Regions from separate parts of the Homo sapiens genome. Here region 1 is linked to region 2. Evidence: chromatin contacts called from ENCODE Hi-C data. All regions are on one chromosome and are shown on one strand. The core of a region is the stretch at or near the end of the contact, and the rest is flanking DNA. Distances in the headings are between cores, read along the strand shown. Region 1 overlaps LNX1 (ligand of numb-protein X 1). Region 2 holds the start of LNX1-AS1 (LNX1 antisense RNA 1).

Evidence for each region. A loop is a pair of places that touch in the nucleus more often than their neighbours do. Pooled maps may share reads with other maps.
Region 1: a loop to region 2 is called in a map of thyroid gland, with 2.4 times the contacts of the local background. The contact joins the enhancer-like site here to the promoter of LNX1-AS1 in region 2. A Hi-C loop is called at or near these places in 2 of 168 maps with a recorded cell type or tissue (IMR-90 and thyroid gland) and 1 of 50 pooled maps.

What each region holds. Positions count from the first base shown.
Region 1 is chr4:53,571,933-53,578,672 of GRCh38, reverse strand. LNX1 (ligand of numb-protein X 1) reads left to right here. Exons shown (of 11, transcript NM_001126328.3): 2 at 4,585-5,050. The coding sequence starts at 4,671. It also overlaps the pseudogene COMMD5P1. Among named protein-coding and RNA genes, the nearest start is that of LNX1, 16 kb to the left of the region's middle. Within about 2 kb of position 2,296, at least 3 of the 41 ENCODE cell types and tissues checked have a DNase peak (open chromatin) inside an H3K27ac peak, as active enhancers do.
Region 2 is chr4:53,496,938-53,503,415 of GRCh38, reverse strand. It overlaps LNX1-AS1 (LNX1 antisense RNA 1), which reads right to left and starts at 3,339. Exons shown (of 4, transcript NR_046622.1): 1 at 3,289-3,339; 2 at 2,914-2,999; 3 at 1,440-1,568. It overlaps LNX1 (ligand of numb-protein X 1), which reads left to right. Exons shown (of 11, transcript NM_001126328.3): 5 at 4,573-4,775.

The DNA.
Region 1 (6,740 bases), core at 1,047-3,546, 76 kb before region 2:
AAATCTGCCATTTTTGCTTACTCCATTCCATTCATTCTGCCTCAGCACTCAGTGAAATCAAGGAATCTTTTTCTTCAGAGATCTTTGACATATCTACAGTCATGGACCCCATAACGACATGTTGGTCAATGACAGACTCCACATATGATGGTGATCCCATAAGATTAAAATACTGTTTTTACTGTACCTTTTCTATGTTTAGATATATAAATACTTACCATTGTGTTACAGTTGCCTACAGTATTTGGTACAGTTACATGCTGTACAGGTTTGCAGCGTAAGAGCCATAGACTACACATCTATATGGTGTATAGTCAGCTATACCGTGAAGGTGTGTGTAAGTGCACTCTATGATGTTCACCCAAGGACCAAATCGCCTAACAATGCACCTCTCAGAACATATCCCCATCATTAAGCAACACATGATTCTACTTGCAATAGAGCCTGAAGAGATTTAAAGCTTTCTAATTTCCTGGGTCTCTTGTATTTAATGAGTTACATTATTGGGATTCTGACTAGCCATAATCAAGAAAGATTCTGGGAGACAAAGTAGGGAAGTAGGAGCAGAAACTTGGAGTCAGACAGCCCCTGCCTGTTTTGTTTCTTTTTTTGGTGTGATTGACAAGTTATTTACCCTCTGCATTTCAGTTTCCTATGCCATTTGTGAGGATTGAATAACATAATATACTATAATATAAGGCCCCTAGCACAGTGCCTGGCGCATGGTAAATATTCAAAGAACTGTTAGATGAAAAAAGGATTTTTCCCAAACATCAAATCATCAAAAACAAAACAAAACATAAAAACCTCACTTGATTAGCACAGAATCATAGAACTCTATTTCTGGAAGGGACTGTTGTACACGATCTAGTCTGGTGGTTTGCAAGTTTTTTTTAAAAGCTAGGATTCTTTGACCAGAATATTAAGAGGAACATGATGCATTAAGGAAATAATGGCAGGCGGGGTGTGGTGGCTCACATCTGTAACCCTAGAACTTTGGGAGGCTAAGATGGGAGGATTGCTTGAGGCCAGGAGTTCAAGACCAGCCTGGTCAACATAGCATGACCCCATCTTTAAAAAATAATAATAATAGTAATGGCAGAGCTGGAGGAGTGGGCAAAGCTCCCCCTTGGTTTCCTCCTATCTCCACTCCCTTGGAAGATCTGGAAGTATCTGATGCCTTCCACAGCACAGTTTGAAAAACGAAAATCTGGTCCAATGCCACCATTTCACCAACAAGGGAATGGCCCAGAAACATGCAGTTGTATTTTCAGTGGTATGGCCGCACTGCAGCCTGAATTTATATTCCCCTACAGCATCATGAGAAAGAATAACCAAGACTGTAGCATGTGGGACTATATGGCAGAACACTACAGAGAAGCTTTAAAAGACCTAGAGCTTTAGTTCATCCTGTGTGAACCATTTTTCCCCTATAGATTGTAGATGATAATCTTTTGCATGGCCCATTTCCATTTTCATGTTTGTTTTTCAACTGTTTCTGATGTCACTTAAAGTATTTCCTGTGAGATTCCAGTACTTTCTAACAGCCTTGAGGACAATCAGCAGCTGCATAGATACAGATTTCCTTGAAACAACTTTACCCCCTCCTGCACCCTCTATCTTTGCCTTCTGTGGTCCTATCTGATGCTAAATAAAATGCTACAATTTCTAAATGTTTTTATATTAAGGGCATTTGCCAGCAACCTCTTCACTAGAGTGTCCTCTCAGGCATATTACTGCAGTACAGAAATGTAAACAACAAAGCTGACTCAATGAAAGCCTGAAGTCAATGTATTTTCTTTTTGAGATAAGGCTATGTTTGCACAAACAACCTCCGACTTTATTTGGAAAAGAAAAGAGATATAATACAGTTTATGACTGCTGGGCTGTTTCCAAATGTGGCTAATTTCCTGTTAGGTTATTCGTGTGTCTTTATGTTCTTGTGGAAAGCATAAGGTCTTTTAATTTACTTTTGGAAAAGAGGAAAGTTGAGTTGGGGCTGAGGGAAGAGGCAGGATTCTTTTTTTTTTAATTTATTTTTATTATTTATTTTATAATGTTTCCCCTCCCCTTAGCCCCACTAGAATGTCAGCTCTGTGAAGTCAGGGATTTAAGGCAGAAGAATGAAAATGCCCAACCTAAAATACAAGATCTACAAAAGCACCTGGATGAAGAGCCTGCCTCATGGGAAGGGCAGGGCTGTCCTGGGAAGAGTCAGCTGCACTTTGGCACCATCTGAGGTGCCTGTCCAAGCCTGACCTGAATAGGACTGGTCATGTGAGGGGTCAGTCCTGCAGGCTGCCCTCACACCTCTTCTCCAGATCTGCCATCTCCTTTAGGACCAGGGCCACGCTGTACCGCAGCTCCTGGAACTTGGCTATGGGGACCTCGAAGCGGTATGCTAACCCATCTGAAAGCTTCAGCTGCATCAGGACCCTCGGCTGCAGGAAGCGAGCCAGGGCACTGGTGGAGATTGTCACATCCACCCACCACTGAAAGTCAGCAACATGGGGCAGCCAGGCCCCCTGCTGCTGGGCCACAGAATCAAGGAGGGGCCGCTGGCTCCCAAATACCACGCTGGCCAAGTCCCCGACCAGGTCTTGGGGGATGCAGAGTTCCTGGAGCTGGTCCCTGAAGGTGTTGGGCTTCAGGCTGGTGGGGGGAAGATGGAGGGCCTGCTGGAGCAGCGTGTGCATGCCTGCCAGTAGGGCACCCAGCCACTCCTGCGGCAGGTTGGTGCTGACCCCAAGACACTGCACAGCCTCTCGGCAGTCCTCCCCTTGCAGGCTGCTGACCACAAACTTCAGCAACTTTCTAAACATGCTCCTGTTTAGGTCCCCTAGTAGCTGGTCCATTGCTGCCACCTCTGGAGGAAGCTGGGCCCCCAAGAAACTCACTCGGCCACTGTGACTACCACCAGGATGATGCAATACAGAGCTGTGGCCCCCACAGCAGACACTGCTGCTGCTTCCTCCTTGATTAGCCAGCCCAGGGGGTGGGTCCCAGATGCAGATACCTGGTGCCAGTGATCCCCAGCCAATGCAGCCAAAAGCGGGCCTGGTCCCAAGGTGGGATTCTTAATCACCATGAAAGTTGACCCAGAGCCCTAGTTTGCACTGGGCTCCTACTTGTGTGTGTGTCCATGTCACCTCTGGAATGGGGACTCCCTGAGGGCAGAAGCATATCCTTTAAGTCTCTCTCAAAGGTCTGCATATCAAACTCATGACCTAGCTCAGAGTTGGCGCTTGAAAACTATTTATTGACTTTCTACGCAAGAGACTTCCTAGATGCAAAGCAAGCATGTTGAAAAACTTGATTATTGTTGACTCCTATCTATGTTAAAGGAAAATATGTATTGTGGTAGTATTCTACTGTTTAAAAGAAATATCTAGGCTGGGCATGGGGGCTCACACCTGTAATCCCAGCACTTTGGGAGGCCAAAGCAGGTGGATCTCTTGAGGCCAGGAGTTCAAGACCAGCCTGGCCAACATGGCGAAACCCTGTCTCTACTAAAAATACAAAAATTAGCCAGGCATGGTGGCGCGCGCCTGTAATCCCAGCTACTCAGGAAGCTGAGGCAGGAGAATCACTTGCATCTGGGAGGTGGCAGTTGTAGTGAGCAGAGATCATGCCACTGCACTCCAGCCTGGGCAACAGAGCAAGACTCCGTCTAAAAAGAAAAAAAAAAAACGAAATATCTAATGGAATAAAAGAGTCCTATTAGAACAAAGCTTAAAGGCCCCTTATAGGAGCTCTAGCTTTCAGTTTCTGGGCCAACAGAGCTAGACTAGAGACAATGAATTCAGTAACAAATACATGTAAGAATTATTGAGCACTTAGTATGTGGTAGATGCAAATCTAAGAGCTTTATATATCATATCTCATTTCATCCTCACAAGAGTTCTATGAAGTAGCCTGTGATTATCCCCATTTTACAGATGTGAAAACAGAGTCTGAAATCATTGGCCCATAGTGGTGGGATTTGAACCCAGGCAAAGTGTCCAGAGCCCACTTAGCCACTAACGACCAACTGAGTGAAATGCATACAGGAGACAACAGTGCATTTATCATAGTGAAAATATGAAAGGCTCAACAGCACTATTTTCTCTCAGATGACTTAGTTGAAAGCTCTGATCTCCTACTTTTTCTGAGTTTGGGAGAAAGATGGGGAAGAAAGATAAGAGAAAGCCATCACAGTGTTAACTGTTTTTTGTTTTTTTTTTCTTGTCCTGATCTGACAAGAATTTTACAAATCACTGGTCTATTTAATTTTCTTAACAAATTACATTTTTTAGAGTTACTTTAGGCATTTCCCAGATATTACCCAAATGATTCTTACCACACCAATGTGAGGATGTGAAAGGTGAACATTATTCCCACTGGCATGCGTGGAAAAACAGAGGCACGAGGAGGCCATGGGGCTTGCCCAAGGTCCTGTCAGTCACTCCAGAGTGGACCCTCAACCCTGGCTTTCTGAATCGTAGCTCAATTCCCCATGCATTGGCAGCCCTGTCTCATGTCTACCATAAGCATAAGCCTTTCATGTGCTGGGAAGCAAAGGTGAGCCTTCTTGTTCTTTTTTAGGTGTGTGGATGTCTCCTAGATCTTGACTTGCTCCTGAGGAAATATTGTGTGACTGAGTTTCCTGTTATACTGCTCTCCAATCCATCATGAACCAGCCAGAGTCTGCCAACGATCCTGAACCCCTGTGTGCAGTGTGTGGCCAAGCCCACTCCTTGGAGGAAAACCACTTCTACAGCTATCCAGAGGAAGTGGATGATGACCTCATCTGCCACATCTGCCTGCAGGCTTTGCTGGACCCCCTGGACACTCCGTGTGGACACACCTACTGCACCCTCTGCCTCACCAACTTCCTGGTGGAGAAGGACTTCTGTCCCATGGACCGCAAGCCTCTGGTTCTGCAGCACTGCAAGAAGTCCAGCATCCTGGTCAACAAACTCCTCAACAAGCTACTGGTGACCTGCCCATTCAGGGAGCACTGCACCCAGGTGTTGCAGCGCTGTGACCTCGAGCATCACTTTCAAACCAGGTAGGTCCCCCATCAGCGAGCCGGTAAGTCCCACCCCCAAGCGGGACAGCTGGACCCCTCCACCCCCCAGTCTCCTGAGGGCTTCCAACCAATGAAATGATCCATTCAAAATAAAAAAACAGCTAGGTGTTTATGGTCATGATTCAGTGTGAGGAAATAGCATTTGGTGGAGTTGTGTTGTATGTATGTGTTTATGGGATTTTTTAAAATTCTAATAAAATGTAACATAAAGTTTACCATTTTTAACCACTATGAGTATACAGTTCAGTGGTATTAAGTACTTTCATGTATTGTGCAACTATCACCACCATCCATCTCTAGAAATTTTTCATCTTCCATAATGGAAACTCTATATCCATTAAACACGAATTCCCCATTCCACCTTCCCCCAGCCCCTGGCAGCCACCATTCCACTTTTTGTCTCCATGGATATGACTGCTCTAAGTGCTTCATATCAACGACATCATACAGTATTTGTCCTTTTGCGACCAGCTCATCTCATGTGTGTATGTTTTGAAATGTGAAATATACCAGAGAGGGTGTATGAGCAGATTTCTCTGAGGCTTATGGGCCTCAAAAGGATTTCCTGTTGGGCACTGCTTGCTTTTTCACTTAAGGAAAAAAAGGTGCCCCAGTTTGACCCTTGATTATTAGAATTTCCTCTGTATTGGAATTGACAAGGCACAACTGTCCTTCAAGAAGGTGTGAGGTGTTCTCAATTAAGTTTTAAAAGGAGAAATTTAGGAAACTTTTGTCTTCCAAGCAATTTGTTCTGCTAACTTTGTGGCCAAGTTACTAAGTTGCACGTGCACACACACACCCACACACACACACACCCACACTGGTGGCAGAATTCTGGTGTGATTGCCGCTGCTGATGGCTGACATCACCTGTTCCATCTGGCTGCCTCTCATTTTGTCCACTTACATTGTCATGTTCTTGGACATTGAGAACATTTAAGGTGCTTAATAAAGGGTGAACAATCATACCACAATTATTTTGTAAGAGGAAATTTGGAAGATGTTGTTTATCCTGGTTCCTGTCATGACAAGGGCAAGAGGCAGGTGCAGGTATTTTTTTTAAAGGTCACATACCTTAGGTCATGAATCTGAGCCTTTGTCTTTTGGGACATGCATGGATTCTCTAACATGGAAGTTTGCATCAAAAGCAATGGCCTGGGTGTAATGCTTAGCACATGTTTTCCACGCTCATTATGTCAGTGAATTCATTTTTCTCCCCAAGACGTTCAGCCAGATGCTTCCACCTCAGGTTTTTGGGTTGCAGCTGTTATTGCTGGTGTTTAAACTAGGATGCCCTACCTCCCTCATTCCCCAGAAATAGATGTGGTTAAAGGAGGAGTGGGTAGGGTAGTCTATTTGTGACTTTTGCTGAAAGTTTTGCCCAGGTATGGGAGACGTTGGTGGGAAAGAAGTAGGTCTGGAGTCAAAGGTGAGGTAGATGCCAACAGGAGTTGGCACAGAGCCAGGTTTGAGAGTGGGAGCCACACTGGGCAAGGGGATGAGGGGCATGAGGAGGAGAAAGAGCTCCTCTACCCTCACCACAGTCCCGTGTTGCAATTATACATTTGTGCTGGGGAGCTGTGTTCATTTCTTGTTGCTGCTGTAACAAATCACAAACTTAGTGACTTAAAACAACCCAAATTGCTGGGCGCAGTGGCTCACACCTGTAA
Region 2 (6,478 bases), core at 2,090-4,589:
ATCCATTCTGCAGCCCGTGGATCAAAGAGTAATTTCTACTTTTAAGTCTCATTATTTAAGAAATAAATTTCGAAAGGCTATAGCTGCCATACATAGTGATTCCTCTGATGGATCTGGGCAAGGAAAATTGAAAACCTTCTGGAAAGGATTCACCCTTCTACATGCCATTAAGAACATTAGTGATTCATGGGAGGAGGTCAAAATATCAACATTAACAGGAGTTTGGAGGAAGTTGATTTTAATTCTCAAGGATGACTTTGAGGGGTTCAAGACTTCAGTGGAGAAAAGTAACTATAGATGTGGTGGAAATAGCAAGAGAACTAGAATTAGAAGTGGAGCTTAAAGATATGACCAAATTCCGGGAGGCTGAGGCAGGAGAATGATGTGAACCTGGGAGGCGGAGCTTGCAGTGAGCCGAGATCGCACCACTGCACTCCAGCCTGGGCAACAGAGCAAGATTCCATCTAAAAAAAAAAAAAAAGATATGACCAAATTGTTGCAATCTCATAATAAAACTTGAATGAGTGTAGAGGCATTTCTTACGGATGAGCAAATAAAGTGGTTTCTTGAGATGGAAACTACTTCTGCTGAAGATGCTGTGAACATTGTTGAAACGACAACAAAGGATTGAGAATATTACATAAACATAGTTGATAAAACAGCAAGGTTAGTAGAGGATTGACTCTAATTTTGAAAGAAGTTCTACTGAAGTTTAAATGCTATCAAACAGCATTGCATTCTACAGAGAATCTGCATAAAAATCTTTCACGAGAGTCAGTTCATGTGGCAAACTTCATTGTTGTCTTATTTTAAGAAATTGCCAAGCCACTCCCAACCTTCAGCAACCACCACTGTGATCAGTCAGCAGCCATCAACATCAAGGCAAGACTCTCTACCAGCAAAAAGATTACAACAAGCTGAAGCCTCAGATGATCGTTAAACAGCATGTTTTAGCAATAAAGTATTTTTAAATTGAGATATGTACATTTTAAAAAACATGCTATTGTACACTTGATAGACTAGAGTACAGTGTAAACATAACTCTTATAACCACAGAGAAACCAAAAGACTCACTTTCTTATAGCAGTCTGGAACCAAACCCACAATATCTCAGAGGTATGCCTGTACTATGAAGAATGAAGTATAAATTAATGACCATAGCAGCCATAGGGGACAGTGTAATCCATGTGACTTGGATGGATGTTGGGATGCTGACTGTGTGTTGGAAAATGCATTCAAGTAGCTTAGCTCAATGCCAGCATATAGTAAACTCTCAGTTAATAATTATTATTATATCCTTTAGTCCTTGAGTGAGGACATAATATTGAACAAATCATTTTCTTTCCAGACCAATACAGAAGATGAGGTGAAGGTCAGATCATAGTGTGTCCTGATTATTATTTAGGAGTCTGTACTTGATTTGGGGGTAGTGAACACACCTGGGAGCTCTTGTATAGAGTTGTTGCAGGATTGGAGCCGTGTTTCCAGAAGACAGAGATAGCAGCCATGTTCAATGAGTAGGCGGGCTGGAGTGGGAGAGATTGGATTTCCTCAGACACACTAGGAAGCTGTAATTCCAGAATGGAGTGAGGTGTTAAGACTCAGCTAGCCTGGTATCAATGTCGTCACAGCATTTGTGAGGCAACAATGCTTTCAAAATGGCCAGAGGGCCTCATTGCTTCAGCAACCTACAGTTAGCTTCCTGGCATGGTTTATCCATCCTTTTAATGTCAGTAAAGGGACTGGCGCCACTGTTTATCAACTGTGTGACCCTGGCTGGGTTGCTTAATGCTCTAAGCTTCAGCATTTCTTCATCTGAAAAGACAGAGATGGGTCTGGGCATGGTGGCTTACACCGGTAATCCTAGCACTTGGAGGCCAAAGTGAGAGGATCTCTTGAGCCCAGGAGTTTGAGACCAGCCTGGGGAACATGGTGAGACTTTGTCTCTACAAAAAATGAAATTAGTGGGACATGGTGGCACACACCTGTACTCCCAGCTTCTTGGTCTGAGATGGGAGGATTGCCTGAGCCCATGAGGTCAAGGCTGCTTTGAGCCAAGATTGTACCACTATACTCCAGCCTGGGTGACAGAGTGAGATCCTGTCCCCCCACCCCCAAAAAAAAAAAAAAAAAAGATTATTATCATCTATTTCATAGGGTTATTGTGAAGACTAAACAAAAAAATGCATTCAAATACCTTAACTCAATGTCAGCATATAACAAACTCTCAGCTAATAAGATTATATCCTTTAGTCCTTGAGTAAGGACATAATATTGAGCAAATTTTTTACTTTCCAGACCAACACAAGTTTGGCAGTTTAAAAATTCCTTTATCTCTTTAAGGTCACTAGGATCTCATTGGTGTTGCTCTAACATCATTTACAAGTGTGAATGGTATGTCCTTTCAAGCTATCAAATCAAACATTCTCTAGCGGTTTAGGTTTGGCAGTGTGGTTTTTGTAAATCTGTTGGAAAAGATGGTAACAAGGGAAGGGGAATGAGGGAGGGAAAATTGGCTTTTGTGATTATTTCCAAATCTTTCTTTGCTCAGAATGAATTTTTTTCCATTCCCTTGTTATACCAGACATGTTCTAGCAATTGCCTGTGGTATAGCCTACTTAATATAACCAAAGTAGTTTAAACATTAATTGAACTCAATCACCCGAGTACTGTTAGTACCAGGAGCTGACTGCTGAAGCCAGCTTACCCCTGCCTTATGCAGTCACTTCAGTTCAATCAGTATAGAGATTAAGGACCCACATTTACAACATCTCGGGTTTCCTCTGCCCACTAAGTTACTTTGCCCTAACATACTTAGAAATAATTTTAATTCTTTATTGTTCTTAGAGAGTTGAGTACTTATTAATTCATTAGGGAAAATGGACTAAGGTCACGGGTTTTGAAAATGCTCACAAGGAACTAGAAGCAGGCCTGCCATGTGAGATCTTTCCAGATGCCATAACGAAAGGAGACTCTTAAGGTGAGGCAGCTGTCAGCACCTACGGAAGACAGAAGCATCTCAGCCCTTTACATTCAAACTTGAGCCTCTAGCTGCTTGGAGGAGCCCCTTTTTCCACCAAGCTAGGTGTGGCTTGTTCCCATCACTTGTTGGTGTCCCCTCTGAACACTTCTATTCAAACTGAAGTGAAAAAAAAAACAATGCCAGTCGGTGCTGCTGGCTCATAGGTCCATAGAGCAAGTCCCTCATGGGCTCTGGCCTGGCTGTGAACCCCTGGCTCCAGGGATACCTGACAGAGAGTACCGGTCACAAGAACTCTGGGTTCTGACCTGGCTCTCAGGACCACCTAACTTTGGGATGTCCAGTCAGTTACTTCACTCCCCTTCTCTCAGCCTTAAACCTCCTCACTTGTAGTGTTTGACTATCACTGTCAAGCAGCAGGACAATTAGAGCAGCTGTTTTCTGTGTGGTCACAATGGGATGAAAGATGAGAAGAGAGCTAGGAGAGATTTCTTGGGGAAAGCAGATTCATCAGTTTAAAAATACAGTTTGAAAACACCAGCCTAGATGATCTTTGAATCTCCTTGCTCTGAACTCAGTGATTTCAGGCAAACCAGGGATGAACTGCTCAAGGCCACCAACTAGGCCTTGGCCTCTTCTTGATCATGAATCAGGCCTCTTCCATTTGTTAACAACAATGTCTGGTAGAAAGAACTGATGTTCCCCCAAGCCTGAAAAGCAGAGTCTTTAAGGAAGAAATTTTCAAAATTATCTGAGAGGGCAAAGTGGCAAATTGGTTCTGTTTTTTACCTCTCAATAAGCAAGCGATAAAACTGCAATTCATTCCATTAAAAATGATTCATTCACTTCTATTAATTCAGTAAACTTCAGCTGAAGGCCTCTGCATGCAGAGATATATGCAGAGAACCATGGAACAGCGAGAGTTTATGCCCTCAGGTTTTATGGGCATGATATGAGGTATATAAGAAATGAGTATAAGCTGGGAGAGGTGACTCACACCTGTAATCCCAGCACTTTGGGAGGCCGAGGTGGGTGGATCACCTGGGCTCAGGATTTCAAGACCAGCCTGGACAACATGACAAAACTCCGTCTCCACAAAAAATGTAAAAATTTGCCAGGAATGGTGGCATGTGCCTGTAGTCTTAGCTACTTGGGAGGCTGAGGTGGGAAGATCACTTGAGCTCAGGAGGCGGAGGTTGTAGTGAGACACTGCATTCCAGCCTGGGCAACAGAGTAAGACCCTGTCTCAAAAAACAGAAACAAAAACAAAAAGGTAAAAATAACAATAATGGGTTGAGTGCCATGAGAAATAGCTAGAAAGCTTTATAGGAAGTGGGCTGTTTAGAGCAAGGGAAGGAGGAATCAGGGTAGAGTTTAATTGGAAGGGCCTTGAAGGAAAAATTGGGTTTAAGCTCAGGATGAAAAACATTCCAAGCAGAGAAACTTACATTGACACAGAGGCAGGAAAATGGAAAACATGTATGAGGAAAAATGAATAGTTTAGTTTGGCTGACACTGAAGTTTGGCAAGAAGAGTAGTTGGAAAGGTCCATTGGGTGGGTGTCTTAAATAAACACTCTTTGTCCATTTCAGTCTTTCCAAGGTTGTACCACCTGATTCCAGATGGTGAAATTACCAGCATCAAGATCAATCGAGTAGATCCCAGTGAAAGCCTCTCTATTAGGCTGGTGGGAGGTAGCGAAACCCCACTGGTCCATATCATTATCCAACACATTTATCGTGATGGGGTGATCGCCAGAGACGGCCGGCTACTGCCAGGAGACATCATTCTAAAGGTAGAGACTGTGGCTGTGGGGCTGCAGCAAGGGGCTTGATATAAAAAAATGCTTCTGAGCAAACAATTGGATAGATGGATGGATGAATGAGGGAAATGGTAAAATAAATGTGGATAGTGACTTTCTATCATTTTATGACTCTCTGAGATTTGTCATTTAATTGAGATCTTTGTTTCTCTCTGTCTTGCTCTTTCACTCTCTCCCCCCTTTCTCTCTGTATATAAATATTTATCTGTCTCTATATCATTTTGTCTGTCCACTCTTCTGCCTTCTCCCTTCTAGCTTTTTCAATCTTCCTCTTCATTCCCTTTCTCCACCTCCTCTTTCTCCTTTTATCTCTTTTTTTAAAGAGCATTAATATAAAATAAAACTGGGACATATATTTTCTTAAATTGTTTTTAGAGTAGATTAATAGAACATTTTGTATTTTATTTAATCACAATCATCTACTTTTTGAAAGTCAATTTCCTATAGTCTTACGGCCCTCCCTGAAAATAAAAGTAATCTCTATGCTAATTCCACCAACCCAGAGACATACCAGGGGAGACAGGTGTTGGAATAGAATGCTTTGGGTGTTACTGTCCTCAGAGGCTTGGTTAAGGAGAAGGAGGAATTTTCAGAACAGAAAGGATAAAAAGATCTGTTTACCAGGCAGAAGTCCAATGTTTGCCAAAAGTGCCAAGAAACCCCTCCCTGCTCGTATATTTTCTATCTGACACTCAGATAACAGTTCTATCCCATCCCTTCTAGGTTGCTGAGGGACCGGCTCCTGTCACATTATGAGCTGTTTCTTTGGCAAACTGATTGGAATAAGAGGAGAAATAACCTAAAGCAGTTTTCACAGAAATACTGAAATTCCTGCTGGCCTCCGAGGTGGAGCATAAGACAGGGCCCTCGGGGCAGGCCGCAGTACAATCAGCTACACTGTGCACTGCTGCCTCCCAGTTCTAGTGGAAACTATGCTGCCTGGCAGGGTTGCATAACAAAACATTTTGATTCTTGTGGCCTTCAACTGGAGCTTACAAACAAAAGGGCTGCCAGGACTATTTAGCAGGCAACCCTGACTCCCCTGACCTTCTCTGGGCCCAGAGGTGATGGGGGAACCCGGCCCTGCCACCTCAGGTGCTCTCCTCACCTGTGCTTGGACAAAGGTGGTGAGCTTTGCCTTTGCATGAGGGAGCCTCTGGAGCTGCACCAGAGAACAGGTGATTATATCCTCAAGAAAGGCCTTTGTAAAGCCCATTCCAAGCCTTCTCTAACAATTGGCTGCAAATACAAGAAATCTTATCAAACTACAGAAATTCAAGAAAGTTATTTCTCCTCCATGGGGCCTCTTTCCTCAAACACAGAGTGCAGCAATTGCTGCGAAATTGTTTTCTTCCAACATAGGGGGCTCTGGCTGGGCCTGTGTAGCCAGAGAAATTAAAACCAGAAAGCCCCATGCAGTATCAGCCCTACACATCATTAGTGAGGCACAAATGAGAGGGCCGAGCTTAAGCTTGTTTAAGTAGCTTTATAAAGAGATCTAGCCTTTCAATAAAAGAGCCTGGAAACTTCCTTTCATATCAGTTTGTCTGAAACTGTGCAAGGATTTCTTCCTTTTGCTGAGAACATGGGCAAAAAAACCTTGCAGGGGACCACCCTGAGACCTGACACATTCCCATCCGCACACACACAGTATCACACGCACATACACTCCATCG